Regions from separate parts of the Mus musculus genome. Here region 1 is linked to region 2. A link is a loop called in an ENCODE intact Hi-C map of the cell type or tissue named here. Cell type or tissue: left cerebral cortex. All regions are shown on one strand.

What was found. A loop is a pair of places that touch in the nucleus more often than their neighbours do. Peaks named below come from ENCODE experiments on the same cell type or tissue, not always from the same donor. Only the 100,000 strongest peaks of a DNase experiment are listed, where the experiment ranks them.
Region 1: a loop joins it to region 2, with 2.9 times the contacts of the local background. A loop is called at or near these places in 16 of 42 quality-filtered maps.

The regions. Positions count from the first base shown.
Region 1 is chr12:69,206,564-69,214,563 of GRCm38, forward strand. Pole2 (polymerase (DNA directed), epsilon 2 (p59 subunit)) reads right to left here. Exons shown (of 19, transcript NM_011133.2): 7 at 7,266-7,349; 8 at 6,424-6,480; 9 at 5,660-5,708; 10 at 4,810-4,882; 11 at 3,259-3,431; 12 at 2,749-2,838; 13 at 2,354-2,408; 14 at 1,458-1,517; 15 at 1,296-1,373. Among named protein-coding and RNA genes, the nearest start is that of Dnaaf2, 12 kb to the left of the region's middle. In left cerebral cortex, CTCF peaks have their summits at 2,113 (motif pointing right), 4,640 (motif pointing right) and 7,108 (motif pointing right); a DNase peak (open chromatin) is centred at 4,666.
Region 2 is chr12:69,294,520-69,302,519 of GRCm38, forward strand. It overlaps Klhdc2 (kelch domain containing 2), which reads left to right and starts at 2,162. Exons shown (of 13, transcript NM_027117.3): 1 at 2,162-2,628; 2 at 5,697-5,776; 3 at 7,805-7,922. The coding sequence starts at 2,476. In left cerebral cortex, a CTCF peak has its summit at 4,030; DNase peaks (open chromatin) are centred at 1,568, 2,127, 2,736, 3,182 and 1 more place; H3K4me3 peaks cover 2,237 bases; H3K27ac peaks cover 2,439 bases.

The DNA.
Region 1 (8,000 bases), 88 kb before region 2:
CATTAGATAATTTTAAAGGCAAAGTCTTGGGGCTGAAGAGAGCACTGACTGCTCTTCCTAAGGTCCTGAGTTCAAATCCCAGCAACCACACAGTGGCTCACAACCATCTGTAATGAAATTGGATGCCCTCTTCTGGTGTGTCTGAAAACAGCTATAGAGTACTTACAATCTTTCAAAAAAAAAAAATCAATCAATCAATATAGATAAATGAATGAATGAATGAATAAGGTGCCTTACCAAGGCACCCCCACTGGACTTGTCAATGGTCACTGCAGCAGATTCAGCCAGTCGATCTTATCTGTTCCCCAATCTAGTTTTCTTTACTCTTCCCCATCCCACTCCTACTCTCTCCCTCACCCCCAACTCTCCCTCTGTCTCTGTCTGTCTTTGTCTGTCTGTCTCTGTGTAAGTATGCACATGCACAGTGCTAGGATTTGAAGTCCTTTTTTTCATTAGATATTTTCTTTATTTACATTTCAAATGTTATCCCCTTTCCTCGCCCCCACCCCCACCCCCGTCAGGCAGGGGGAAGAGGCACAATGCAGGACCTAAGACTGGGTCATGCCTTGCATGCTTGGGGCACAGAGACTGGTGTGAGGGAAGCAACGGGGAGAGGAAATCAAAGCAGTACCAGGGCACACCATGCAGGCAGGACATGACTATCACTGCCAGGATTGGGCTGTTAACAACAGCACTAGGGACCCCACCTTTCAAGACAGAAGTGACATGATATGCTTTCTTGTGTAAAGAACAGACTCGGGGTGGGGGTGGGGGTGGGGGATGGGGGGTATTGGGAGGAGAGGGGTTAGAAGCCAGAGACCAGCAGCTAGAGGCTGCTGATCCAGACTAGAGTAGACCTCAGGTCATAGTCATGAAAGGCAACCGAACTCAGCTGTGTGTAGGGGAAACCTCTATGGTCATGGCCCGAGCAACTGCAAAGACAAGGGTGCCATGAAATGAGATGGGGTTGGTCCCAGGACAGGTGAGCGTGGAGCTCGGGTAGAATCCGAGTGCTCACAGATCTACAGGGCATCCGGAGAGAAAGGACACTGGACATCTGGACCCACAAGGATGGGATTCCTGAGGAAGCTGGAGATACCACTGCCAACACAAAGACCACAGAGTCACTGCTGGTTAAGTATCTGAATATAGTTAAATCGTTTTCAAAGCGTGAGGAATCTAAAATCAAATTTACTTTTTAGATCTACTCTTAGCAGTCAAATTTCAGAAATAAATTAGAGTAATTTTAAAATGAACAGAAGTTTAACACAAAATGCTGTTTTTGAGTGACTTACCTGCAAGGATTAGTCGTGAAAACTGAAAACGGAACCCTTTGTCTGAATTCCTGTGTGATGCTTTCAGCGAGTGGCGGCCTAGAAAAACAGCAGGACATAGGATGTATTTATAAACTTTACACAATTCTCTTGACTGTCAAAACAAATGTGAACAAAGCTTACCTTGGTAAAATGGAACCAAATCCAGGATCCTCTGGGCCAGGCACAAACACAAAACGGCTACTGCATAAAATTCAACACCAGCCATTAAGCACATTAAACACAGCAACACGAAACACGCAACCCTGCCAGAAGCCAAAACTAAGTCAGCGCCTCCAACCGAATCCCAGGGGTTTCTGTTTGTCTGTCTTGCTATGTAGTCTAGGCTAGCCTTAAATCTGCAATTCTCTTGCTTCAGTCTCTGCAGGGCCATGATGCCTAGCTACAGTTTTTTTTATTTTATGCATTTTAACACATTGCTAAAAAGTCTCCAGTCCAAATCTTTCTGTTAATAATAGTGTGCTGACCACATGCAAGCAAGCACACACGCATGCACACACGCACGCACTCGATCTTTACAGAGGCTCATGAGGCCGATGATCATACTGAAGGTCCACTTCTGGATAAGCAGTGTCACCAGAAACTACGGATAAAACTGTCACTCTCCCTTCTACATTTTGTTCCCCTATAGATCCAGAAAGTAGCGAAATACATGATGATGTGAGGATTTCACCCTGGGATCAACTTGTTCTCATTCATATTCATTCTCTCTCTCTCCCTCTCTCTCTCCCCCCTCTCTCTCTTCTTTCTAGATTTTATTTATTTGTTTTCTGTATGAGTGCTGTCTGCATGTACACCTGTGTGCCAGAAGAGGGCATCAGATCACACTATAGATGGTTGTGAGCCACCATGTGGTTGCTGGGATTTGAACTTAGGACCTCTGGATGAGCAACCAGTGCTCTTAACCACTGAAACATCTCTCCAGGCCATCGACCTTCCCCTTTCTAAAGGCAATCTCTTTAGAATCACAGATATAAACCTCATGGTTCATTTTTTTAAAAAAACAAAACTATTTTTACCTTTGGTGGATACTTGGATATTCACAAATTATGTCTGCCAAAGATTTTAGGGAATCTGAAAATTATAAAAAATATTTAACCTAATTTGTGATGTCCATAAAGTTACAGTTGATTAACTACAACCCTAGATCTTTAATAAAATTAAAATATTATACATAATTTATCAATAGTTCATGTAAATATAGAAAAACTCAATTTTTTTGTTTTGTTTTGTTTTGTTTTTTTAAGGCAGGGTTTCTCTGTATAGCCCTGGCTGTCCTGTAACTTATTCTGTAGACCAGGCTGGTCAGAAACTCAGAGTTCTGCCTGCCTCTGCCTCCCGAGTGCTGGGATGAAAGCCATGAACCACCACTGCCGGGATTGGAAACACTCTTAGTTAAAAAGATGCTCAATACCTTTCAAAGCCTGGACTTGATTTTTTCCATATGGTGCAGATGAAAAATTACCACACAGAATAAAGCAGGTTGGAGGTGCTGGCGAGTAACCTAGGGAACAAAAGGACGTCACTCTGGGAACTGAGAATTTTGTGTTATCTATCTATCTATCTGTTTGTCTGTCTGTCTGTCTGTCTGTCTATTTGATGATTTTTGAGACAGGACCACACTATGTAGCCCTGTCGTGACTGTAACTCATAGAGATCCACCTGCTTCTGCCTTCTAAGAGATGGAATTAAAGGCAGGTATCAGCATATCTGGCTGGCTTTAACTGTGAAAGCTTTGGCTTGGCTTTGTTGTCTCTTTAAAAACAAGGTCTTCCTATGTTGCTCAGACTGACCTCTGATCACTGCTCAATAAATCCCCTGTCTCAGGTTCCCATGTAACAGGGCCCACAGAGGCACTCCACCACCACCACATGACAAACATCCCTCAGGACAGTTCAAGAAACAAAACAATAATAATCCGTACCAGAAAACATTACATGAAACTTCTCCAACACTTGCACTTGGTCCAACCAAACATCAGACACAATCACAAACATGGCGTCCTTGTTCTCATCTTCCAGCTGTCTCAGCTTTGTATACGTCTTCACTGATGCATTAGAAGGCCCTCCAAAAAAATTAATATTTCCATAGTACGCCCTATGTAATTATAACACAGTTATCCACCATATTCTGTTCATGGAGAAAGTAAAAATATATCAGATATAGCAACCATGCAACAACACAGTATTCCAGAGATGAAACATGTTGCCTGCAAATTATTTAAAACACACACACATGACACCGTCTATGGAGGACTATTCAGTATGCGTGCTTCAAAAGCTGGCCTCAGAGCACGGCAGCCACTTCGACTTTAATCAGGTCAGCTGTGATTAACTCCAAGAGACTGTCAAGAGATCCCTTCACAAGGTCAGGCCTACTGGCAGTCTCCGCCAGTTAATAGAACCCCACTGTGAGTCGGGCCTGGTGGCGCAAGCCTTTAATCCTAGCACTCCAGAGGCAGAGGCAGGCTGATTTCTGAGTTCAAGGCCAGCTTGATCTACAAAGTGAGTTCCAGGACAGCCAGGGCTATATAGAGAAACCCTGTCTCGAAAAGAAAAAAAAAAAGAAACCCACTGCTACACGCTATCCTGCCCCAGCTACACTACACAGTCTAGGGAGGTGCCGGCCATACAGGAGTGAACCGGCTCATACAGGAGTGAACCAGGAAGGAGCAGGAAGTACAGACTCCCTCTTTGCTGTTTTGGGCAAGTCTTGTCCATGCTTGGGTGAGACTTTTAAATGATCCAGCAGTCTTGTGGTCACCTCTGATCCTGTGAGCTCAATAAAACCATTGTCCCACCAGGTAGATGTGAGTAGAACTATTCCTTTGCCCTGCCACTGGTGCCCTACCTGGGGTGAATAGGCCATTTGTTCAAGTCTGCTCAGGAAAGGTTAAAGCAACAGTATACTTGGGTGCCAGAGGGGCATTTACATCTGTCCTCAGTTGTTCCCCTACCGGGCCCCAGGCAGGGGCTTCCTGCAACTCCCCCTTCTGTATGAACAAGAGGGCAGTGTGTTACCGTCTACCTCGCTCGGCTGGAGCCGCGAATGCCTGGCAGCCCCAGTGTTTCACAGTGTGCCGCAGCGCTGCACATTTACAGAGATCTAGACTCCATAAATGACGAGGCCCTAACATTTACATAGATACATAAATAAATATAGATATATAAAGCACTGGCTCATTAAATTCATTTTTCTTTTTTATGCCTTTATATTCTTTTTTGCTTTTCACTTTAAAAATTGTATTTATGAATGTGTGTGTCTGTATGTGAACTTAACGCCACTTTTGGGTATTGGTGTCTGTAAATCTGTGTGCACCCGTTCAGGCCAGAAGAGGGCATCAGATCTGCTAAAGCAAGTGGGTTTCCAATGCTTTTTCTCATCTGACACCTTGTAGTGACTGAGATAAACTATGTTATGTTCACTGCTGCCAATCTACAAATTCCTGAGTCGTTGAAATCAAGCGCTTTAATACCTTGTGGTGCTGGAGGGCTCAGTGGGAGGAAATCCAAAGGCATTGGCGTGAAACACTTGATCTTCAAACCAACCTAAACAAAGCGACCGGGTAACAAGGCATTATGGTCTGCTCAGCTATCCATTTTTGAAAAAGCAAATTCATTGTCACATAAGGCAATGAATTAAACTACAAAAACCACCGATCATACTGAGCTATCGAACTCCAGAGCCACGGACAGTGCATATTTTAGAAGGAAAACGGCATTAAACAAGTGTACCCCACCCCAACTAACTCATATTTTAGGGTGGGGTAGGGCGCTGGCCGGGGGGGGGGGGTTATAGCACTTGCTGAAGAGCAGCGAGAGCAGCTACCAGCTACACAGGGGGGACCTGACTGAGCAGATGAAACCAAGAGTTTTCCAGTTTTATAAGTGCACACCATCAGTGGGTTTCAGGACCCACAGCCTTCTCCACTGTCTAATCTCAAGGCGCTTTCCTCCGCCCTGAACATTTTCTTTTTCTTTTTTCTTTTTAAAGATGTATTTATTTTTATTGATATATGAGTACACTGTAGCTGTCTTCAAACGCACCAGAAGAGGGCGTCAGATCTCATTACAGACGGTTGTGAGCCACCACGTGGTTGCTGGGATTTGAACTCAGGATCTCGGGAAGAGCAGTCAGGGCTCTTAACCTCTGAGCCATCTCTCCAGCCCTGAACATTTTCTAATAGGCTGTTTCTTAAGCATCACCGTCTCACAAGGTGACATCCTCACGGTGAATACCCTCTGGAACGACATCGTAAGGTGTCTTCCCCAAGTGGGAACAGTTTTACTGTCAAGCAAGGACATGAAAAGGGCGCGCACGCTTACCTTCTGCCAGGACGAAGCAGGCCTCGGTGTATAAGCCACTGTGGAACTGGTACAGAGCAGCTGAGGAAGAACTCAAGGATATGCTCGGAACACTAATAGGTCAGTAGACAGTCTGAACCCCAAGGGACTTTTAGCTTTCGGGTTGTTTTAAATTCCTCGTAGTGGGTTGTGGTGGTATTAGGAGGAAGTCTTATTTACTGTAGGGAAAAGTTGAGACATGTAGCCAAGGCTGGCCTTAAAACTCCTAAAACTCCTGCCTCTGCTTCCCACGTGCTAGGATTACAAGTATGCACCACCACGCCTGGCCTTAAAAGGAGATTTAATAATAAACCGCAGTGCTGTGAGCTGCCATGTGGGTGCTGGGAATTTAACCCAGATCCTACAGCAGCCAATGCTCTTAACTGTTGAGCCACCTCTCCAGCCCCATCTCACCCCTTTTGTTGGAGACAGAGTCTTGCTATGCAGACAAGACTGACCTTAAACTTAAGAGATCTCCCTGCCTCTGCCTCCCGAGTGCTGGGATTCAAAGTGTGCACCCCCATGCCTGGACAGAATTTTGTTTGTTTGTTTGTTTGTTTCTTTGTTTGTTTCTTTGTTTGTTTTTTCGAGACAAGGTTTCTCTGTGTAGCTCTGGCTGTCCTGGAACTCACTCTGTAGACCAGGCTGGCCTCGAACTCAGAAATCTGCCTCCCTCTGCCTCCCGAGTGCTGGGATTAAAGGCGTGCGCCACCACGCCTGGCGAATTTTTTTTTTTTAAAGGATATAGCTTTACTAAGGTCCAGTTGTACTGTTCCAGTAGGATCTTCCAGGAAAAACTTCCCCTAAAACAGAATTAAATGAAATATGCTCACATTTGTATTAAAAAATGAATACTATTATAAATTATTAACATACTACCTAGTCTGACAACAGGATACATTAGAGAGAAGTGGACCTGCAGATATGAGTAATTCCTAGTCCACACTTTTCTGCTTATTTACTGGCAACCTCAGACTACTCACTCACTTACCCGAGACTCACTGACACTAAGGAACAACTGCTGCAAACCACAGGGTAGTAAGGAAGGCCCAGGCTGCTTGCCGCTCCGTCTCACCAGATGCCTTTGGCTAAGAGAATAACCAGTACCTCAGGCCACCAGGATGTGGTCAGCAGTTTGCTTATTCAGAAACCCAGAGTCAGTTCAAGCAGAGGTCACTAGGGGTCTACCTGGGGGCTATGCAAACTAACACCTGGACAGTCTTTCCCACCAACACCGCAGAACCCGGACACAGATGACGAGGCCATCGCTGGCTATGTTTTCTGTGAAAATATGTTCCTGTGTTTTCTATGAAAAAGCATTACCGCAGCAACGCATCACCAACTCGAGTCCAAAAATAAAAGGCAAAGCTCGTCAAACTTAACTTACCTCTTTTTTTTTTTTTAAAGATTTATTTATTTATTATATGTAAGTACACTGTAGCTGTCTTCAGACACTCCAGAAGAGGGCGCCAGATCTTGTTACGGATGGTTGTGAGCCACCATGTGGTTGCTGGGATTTGAACTCAGACCTCTGGAAGAGCAGTCAGTGCTCTTAACCGCTGAGCCATCTCTCCAGCCCTTAACTTACCTCTTTCAGCTGGGTTATCATCCCCAGGACGATCACGTCACCAACTTTGCTTGTGCTACCCAGTAAGGTTTCTATAGTTTTAAGCTAAAATAAAACAGAATAAAATCTTAAAAACTAAAAGCATATTCTAATTTTCTTAAAAATAAGTGTTGAGTACATATTATATACAGGTGCCTTAGAGTAGAAAGACTAATCAGCAAGTTTAGAGTTGTCCTCTTTGTGTGTCACCACTGAACATTAATTTTTGTTAGTTTCTGTTTTTTGAAACAGAGTCCAGTGAAGCCAGGCCAGCTTTGGACTGAATACAGCCCTGAAGGTGAGCTTGAATTCTCACTCTCCTGCCTCCAGCTACGTGCTGGGATCACAGGTCCGCAGCACCACACTCCCAAGCAGTAGTCTGAACAATATCCAGAATGACTGTTCCAGTCTCTAACATCCTCAGCATAGTGAATTCTGATCTACCAAGGCGGAGAATCTAATGAACACTGACTAGGAGGGGTCCCTTCAAAATCCATTCAGAGGCTCGGGAAAATGGGGAGGCGCAGACAGAAGAAGCAAGGGCCATCCTAAGAGGGGTCCTGAGTGCTAGAGAAGAAGACAGAGCCACAGACAGACTGAGAGTGGCCAGGCAGACTGCTGGAACTAAAAGGACAGTGCTGTCTGGGAATCACCTTCCAAAACTATGAAAGAGGAAGTTTCCATCTCCTCCATTCAAGTTACAAAACCTCTAGGGCC
Region 2 (8,000 bases):
CCTAGAATGTTTTCAGCCTCTGAGACTTACTGCTGAATTAAACTCACCTTCTCTAGTTCTTTCTGAGTTCTGGTTGGTTCAACTCAGCTGTTCTGATTCAAAACTCCTCTCCAAGCTGACTGATTCAATCTCAGTTCTTTTTTTAAAAATTTTTATGTATTTATGTATTTGTATATTTATTTATGTATTTATTCATTTATTTATTATATGTAAGTACACTGTAGCTGTCCTCAGATACTCCAGAAGAGGGCATCGGATTTCATTAAGGATGGTTGTGAGCCACCATGTGGTTGCTGGGATTTGAACTCAGGACCTTCAGAAAGCAGTTGGCACTCTTAACGACCGAGCCATCTCGCCAGCCCTCAATCTCATTTCTCTTGGCTTCTCCTGATTGCTCTGCTTGGCCTCATAACTAACTTTGGCGACATGTTCTAATCTTCTGCTCCTTCTCATTCTCTGGCTTTCTGTCTTCACCTGTGGCTAGCATGTTCTCTCTCTGCAACTTGTCTCTGTACCCTCTCCAAGTAAAGCTGCCTCTTCTCTCTCTCTGCACTGGCCCTTGAGGAGTTCCCCTTTCCTCTCCTTGTGAGCGTTGGGTACATCCTGTTCTATCAAATCTTTCTCTGATCTGCCACTATGTCTGCTATTCAACTAAACATCACTTTCAAACATGGGTGCTTCCTTCTACAAACTAACTTTACCTTCATCATTTGAGATTAAAGTGTGTGCTAAGGGTGTGTCTGTATTCCAATCAGAGTAGCCATGTTGCTGGATAAAAATCCTTCTACAATGGCCCAGGACTATTTGTAACTATTGATAGTCTCATGGAGTGACAGAAGTCTAGTCTCTTGAGGACAAGGGACAGCAGTGGCTCTGTGGTGTAGATTACCTTCATCTGGCTTCTGTGGCAAGATTCTCTGGGATGCTAACTGTTCTTGTTAACTGAAGTGTATCCGTCCAGAACATGGGTTTTGTGCTTAAAAGCTCACTCTGAGAAAGGCTCGTTGCTACACTGGGATCCCAAACTAATAAAGACTTTCTATTGCCTTAAGTTCATGTCTGAGCTGTCCTCTCTAGTGGCTATCCCCACAACACCATCAAATTTTTCTTGCAAACAATAATCACGAGGCAGTAAAATGTGTCCAAGTGCAGCTCATCTGGAATAAGGCTGATCTGTGGAGGAATATCCACTTGCATGCTCCTGACCCCTAGGGCAAGGTGATTTCCACTGTTGGACGATCAGTTGCTCACCACAAACCTCAGCTTAGTGCAAATTGGTCATTCACATTACAGCAGATTTGCAGTGTGAGAGGTTGTGGCCAACAGTGAGAGATGTCTTCTACCCGCCAAACATGAAACTGATGCTAGATTTTCTTCTCCAGTGTCATCCAGCACGAAGTGGCTGGTGGAAACGCTGCCAATCTCTTTTTGACAGTATACACCCTGGGCAGCAGCAGGAAGGCCATTTCTCTCTCTGACTGTCTCTTGCAATGGCAGTGAGGAAGGCCCCCCTCAGCACAGCACCAAGGGCACTGGACATCTCTTGCATGGCAAAATTGCCCCAGGGAGACCTGGATGAATCTGGTCAAGAAACAGAATCTGCCTGGTGGAGCACACCTTTTATCCCAGCGCTTTAATCTCAAACCCCAGACCCTTAACTCTTGTGTTTCAGCAAGTACATCTCCAGCAACTGGTGAGAGTTTCAAAGAGAAAAGCTTTTTTTGGTCGTTTTTGTTAAGTGTGTATTTTGCTCAGTATATATTTAGCAGTCCCAAAACGAAGAGAGGGAGAAAGAAAAAAAAAAAAGACAAGATGAGCAGCACGGAGAGCCACCATTTAAATGAGGAGCCTGAAGTGTTTTCCAGACCAGCCTTATTTTATGGGCGAGGAATTGGGTTTAAATAATTCGTAATTTTCATTTGGCCTCTTAGAAGCCCAGATTGTGAGTCTGGGATTCGCATTCTTTCCCCAAGGGTGGGTTGTTATGGTTTAGGAACTATCCAGGCCAGAGCACCCTGAGGCGGGAGGACGGATGTTGGGAGGACTCAGATGCCCAAGGGCCCGACTGGGAGGACTACACAGCAGTAGGACAGCACTGCGGTGGGACCGGACGACGGGAGGCTCAGCAGCGCAGGGGGCGAGAGCGCTTCCGGAGCGTGGGGACAGTGTCCGCTGCGGACGACTTCCGGCGGCGGCATAAACAAGGCCCCGGCGGCCGGAGGCGGGGCGGGCTGCGAGTGCGAGCCCCGTCGGCCGCTCTCCCGCTCTGAGCCAGGACCCGGCCGCGGCGCGGTCCCCGCGAGACCCGCAGCCGCTGTCGGCGCGCGCCCCAGCGCTCGTCCCGGAGGCGGAGGCGTAGCGCAGGACAGGCGGGTCGTCAGCGCTGGCTGCGCGCCGCGGTCCACCGCTCCGCTTTCCTTTGTCTCCCGTCTGCGGGGCCGGAGCGGTCTCGGTGGCCAGCGGTGCAGCCTCAAGATGGCTGATGGCAACGAGGATGCTCGAGCGGAGGATCTGCCGGGCCCGGCCTTCGAGAACTACGAGGCCATGGAGCTGGCCTGCCCGGCTGAACGCAGCGGCCACGTCGCTGTCAGCGATGGGCGCCACATGTTCGTCTGGGGCGGCTACAAGGTCAGTAGGGCGGAGTGGGCACGATCGCCGCCGCGGCTCTTGCTCATTCAGGAGAGCATCTTCCCGCCCTGCCCTGGTGGATTCGGGGATCCTGGGCTATTGTCACCGCTCTCTTGAACTTATGAGTCAGCCTATCCCACGCACCCCCTACGCATTGTCTTTGGAGTGAGCGGAGCGAGGTTCTGTTATTGTGGGTCGCGTAGCGGGTGACTGTGGCCCGAGGTACGGAAAAGGGTGGGGGCGAGGGTGTGTGAGAATCACTCATATACCTTTGGGCCCGGTCGCCCGGAGCTGGGGCCATTTAGCCGACAGACACTATATTCAACAATATTGTCACTGTGTGAACCAAGGCCACAGGAATCGCTTGCTCAACCTCCCCGAAGGTGTAACGGTGTCATCAACACCTGTGCAGATGCCCCCACCTATCTATTGTTTGAACGCAGGGCCATTTTTCTTAACTGGTCTCAGCTGAGAAAGGATTGCTCCTCAGTAGGCCTTACTGCGGATTTTAAAGGAAAAAATAGCCAGTGAATCCCCAGCAGCGTATGTAATTGGAGTGCAGGCCTTTGGACTTTGTGACCAAGTATCTTTTTAGTCATTTGCATTGTTTTATACCGCGAGCTGGGGAATACTGCTCAGTTACCTCCTTAAACCGCTGCTCACTGGTTCTTCTGTACTGGTTTTAGAATTCCATGATACACTCACTCTAGTTCTTGGATTTCATGTGGTGCACACTCATTTGAGCCATTTGACCTAAAACTATTTTAGTGTTAAAATGACGCCCCCCCACCCCCCTTGGGAAGTCCAGTTCTCTGCGCCTGTGGTTTGCTTAAGGACTCTAATAGCTTATAGTACTGACGACCTGATCATAGGTGGCCATTTTGAGACAACTGTCCCATACCTTGTCGGTTTAACCATTAGTTATTTTGCCAGCGTGAATTAATGCATTCTGTTGTCCCTGGCTTCCAGGAATCAGGTATTTAGAGGTCGATGTCGAGAATTCTAGAGATTAGAGAGCAGGTGTGTAGTGACTATAGTAGAGAGCAGGTGTGTAGTGACTATTATTTATTTATTTATTTATTTATTTATTTATTTTTGGTTTTTTGAGACAGGGTTTCTCTGTGTAGCCCTGGCTGTCCTGGAACTCACTCTGTAGACCAGGCTGGCCTTGAACTCAGAAATCTGCCTGCCTCTGCCTCCCCAGTGCTGGGACTAAAGGCGTGCGCCCCCATGCCAGCTGTGTAGTGACTATTATTAAAACATAAATTCCAGGGGTGGAGAGGTGACTCAGTGGTTACCAGCATTGGCCACATTTCTGGGTTGGACTCTTAACACCCCCATGGCCACTCACAACTGTAATTCCAGTCCCAGGGGATCTCATGTCCCTCCTTTGGCCTTTCTGGGCACTGCACCCCAGGGATGCACAGACAGGCATGCCGGCAAAACTAATCAACTTCAATAAACCTTTTCAAAATATAAATGTCCTTTGAGGAAGGTAGACCTGTTGGTCAATCACACTTTGGTCTAACGTATGTTACTCATAATTCTGTTTGTGAACACTAGCATTGAGCCACTGTCATGGAGTTTGGCCTTGGACTCTTTCCAGATCTGGCTGTTCCCACCACCCAAGTGTTGACATGGGCATGAGACCCTTCTGAAGGGCATGGAGAAATGGTCAGAGTGGAAAGTTCCTCTCTTTCTTTCTTAAGATTTATTTATGTATATGAGCACACTGTAGCTGTCTTCAGACACAGAAGAGGGGGCACCAGATCTCATTACAGATGGTTGTGAGCCACCATGTGGTTGCTGGGATTTGAACTCAGGACCTCTGGAAGAGCAGTCAGTGCTCATAACCACTGAGCCATCTCTGCAGCCTGTGGGCATTTTCTGATGGTTAGTTTATAAGGTCCTTCCAGCAGGGAGAGGAGGAGAGCTTCATGGCTAGCTGCTCCATTACCGAACCATTAGTAGTCACTCATTTTCAGTGAAGGCCAGTTTTTATCCCTGTGAGATAGTGGCCAGGGAGGAGGCAGGGATGAAATAAGGCAGTGTGCACAGGAAAGGGGGACTCCTGGGCTCGCCACTGCTTGCTGAGTAGCCTGAGGCAAATCTTGTAATAACTCGTTGTTAGGATTAAATAAGGGAATTTGAGGCCCTATGGTAAACCTGGTCTTTGTTAGAGTTAACATCTGAAGGGTTGAAGACCGGAACAAGGACACAGCTGACCGAAGACTCAGGATTTGCACAAGCAGTTTTGCCCTCAGAATGAGTGGATGAACCGGAAGCTTGGCTCGAGCAGCCTGTTAGCGTGGGTGGGGCTGCGAGTCCTCCAAAGTCAGGTGACTGAGAGCAGGGCCACGGTCTGTTCAGGAGCCGGCTGGACAGCAGCTCGCAACAGTGCGGGTGACTCCTGTGGGGGAGGAGTGGGGTTAAATGACCCTTGCTCGGGGCTGCCTAAGACCATTGGAAAACAGTTATTTACATTACACAACAGTAATAAACATACTGTTCTCATAACAGTAGCAAAATACAGTTACAAAGTAGCAACAAAAATAATTTTATGGTTGAGGGTCACCACAACTTGCGGAACTGTATTAAAAGGCGTGGCATTAGGAAGGCTGAGTGCCACTAACTCCCCAGGGGGCCCTTGTACTATTTGCAAGGATTGTAACAAAAGTTGGACTGCAGATGTGTCTGCATTAAGATTTTTTTGTATGTGCCTGAGTCCTGGAGACTGCATTTAATATTTATCTGTATACAAAAATTACTTTTATATGATCAGTATCATGAATAGTATCTCAATAAGGTAGGAAAGGATCCCAGAAAATGCCTCTTTAGCAACATCAGTTACTGGGCCAGGGAGCTGTTCAGTGCGTAGCCCACTCGATGCACAGCCCTGGTGAGCTGAGTGTGACCCCCAGACCCCTGTAAAGATGGGAGGTTAGAAGTGACTCCAGAACACCGTGGCACATGTGTGTTCCATGTTACATACATACTCCAACACATTAGTGCAAATTAAAAAGAAAATGTCAGTTGTTTATCTTTGTAATCTTTCTTATTCTTCATAGAGTAATCAAGTGAGAGGATTATATGACTTTTATCTGCCCAGAGAAGAACTGTGGATCTACAACATGGAGACTGGAAGATGGTAACTGGAGATTAACCCTCCAATAAGCTTGCAAAGGAAGTGGCGGGGGTGGGGTGTGTGGAGAGGTGGGGGTGTCTTTCTTTTCCGCATAGGTTTGACTGTCCTAAAACTTACTATGTAGTCCAGACTGGCCTCAAACTCACAGAGATCTCCCATGTCTCTGTGTCTTCCTCCAGAGCACGGAGACTAAAGGCATGTGTCACAATGCCTGTTGTAATTAAGGATACTAAGCTTTCTTTTCTGGAAACAGTGGTCTGGCTTAGATTAGCTGCTGAGGTCAGTACACACCAGAGTCTGTCATGATCTTAGAGGCCTCTAGTCAAGACCTGGTCAAAGCACCACAAGGAAGGCGATACAGAGCCTGGGTTGGGGAGGTGCTACAAGTCTGCTTGGTGTTTTGAAGAAAGAGGTTTTTAGTTTCCTTCTTAGGTTTTGCATGGTTTATTTTATCTGCTTAAAAGAAGTTTTGAGAAAGTCTCTAATTTTAAAGTAGTATTTTCTGGATTGCATTAATAGGTGAGTGGCAACAAGCTTGCCTGCCTGATAGGAGGCCCTGGGTTTGATTTTTCAACTGGGAAAAAAAAAGAAAAAAGATCTGTTTAAAAATAAAAATGAGGGAATGAAGAGATGGCTTAGTTGTTAAGAGCACTGATTGCTCTTCTAGAGGACCTAGGTTCAGTCCCCAGCACATACATGGTGGCTCACAACCATCTGTAACTCCAGTCACAGAGATCTGATGCCCTCTTCTAGTCTCCGAGAGCAGCAAGTATGCACCTGCAGCAGTGCACAGACATATATATCTGGACAAAATACTCATAAAGTAAATAATTAAAAAAATGAGCCTGGTGTGGTGCCTTTAATCCCAGCACTCGGGAGGCAGAGACAGGGACTCTGTGATTTCCAAGCCAGCCTGGACTACATAGTAAGTTCCAGGACAGTCAGGGCTACACAGAGTGACCCTGTCTTGAAAAATAACAAAACAAAACAAAAATGAACTGGTAGTATCTAAGAGGGTCTTCTGCCTGTCTAGCAGTACAAGTCGAGCATATGTTAGGAGACTCTGGGTTTCTCAAAATGTGAGTTAGCCATTTGGGGGTGTATAAATGTGTTTCCCCGTTCATGAAAACTTTCCACTGTAAAAGACTATTGTCTTTACTGTCTTACTGTTGATATTAAAGCCAGGATGGTTTATGGAAGGTCACAACAATTTTTATAATTATTAAATCAGTTAATATGGACTATTTGCTAATCTTTTTTTTTTTTAAAGAAAAATTCACCAAAGAATTTAACACATTTCTTAAGATTAAGAATTTACAAATCAGCCTACCTCAAGCTAAACAAAGATGAAAGTGGTATTAGCTGATGATGTAGTCAGGACACCTTAGTGAACTCTCAGTCCTGTAACTCTCTAAAGCTGAGCACGATGGCGTATTTGTTTAATTCTGGCACTTAAGGGAGGAAGAATTGGACAGATTTCTGTGAGTTCTGGGTGACTTAATAGGAAATGTCTGTTGAATTAATGAGCACTAGGCATGGGAAGGTTTCCATTTGAGTCCGTGGCCTACTTAAAAACAGACAGGGTCACGAGCCGGCTCAGCAGGTAGAGGTGCGGTCCACCAAGGCCAGGTTTGCCTTCCCTGAGTCCACGTGGTAGAGGAAGAGACTTTTGCACCTGCACATGCATGCACCTGCACGTGCTGTGACATACCTGTGCCCAAGCACACAGAAATACGTAAAACAAAGACCTTCCAGTCAGATAAGATCATATAAATAAAAAGCAAATAGTTTGAGAAATGGCTCATGGAACCTGAGGGGCTTGCAGAGCTTTTCATTCTGCCTGGGGCAAGGCCATCTTCCACTGTCTAGACAGGTTACTAAGGAAGAAACTGATTCCTCGGGCTATCTTAAAGCTAGGAGAGTCCCTGGATAGCACCGGCCGCCTTTCCTCTCATTGCGGGGATATAAGTTAATAAGTCTTGTATTTCTTACCCTCTGGGAAACGTTATCATCTAACCCTCCTCCTCGTAGGAAGAAAATCAACACTGAAGGTGACGTTCCCCCGTCTATGTCTGGGAGCTGCGCTGTGTGCGTGGACCGGGTGCTGTACTTGTTTGGTGGGCACCATTCCAGAGGCAATACAAACAAGGTCAGTGCTGCTGAGGTTAGGGTTCCAGGCAGTTTCTTCCTCACGTTCAATGTCAGATTTATAAAGCTGGCTGCTGCT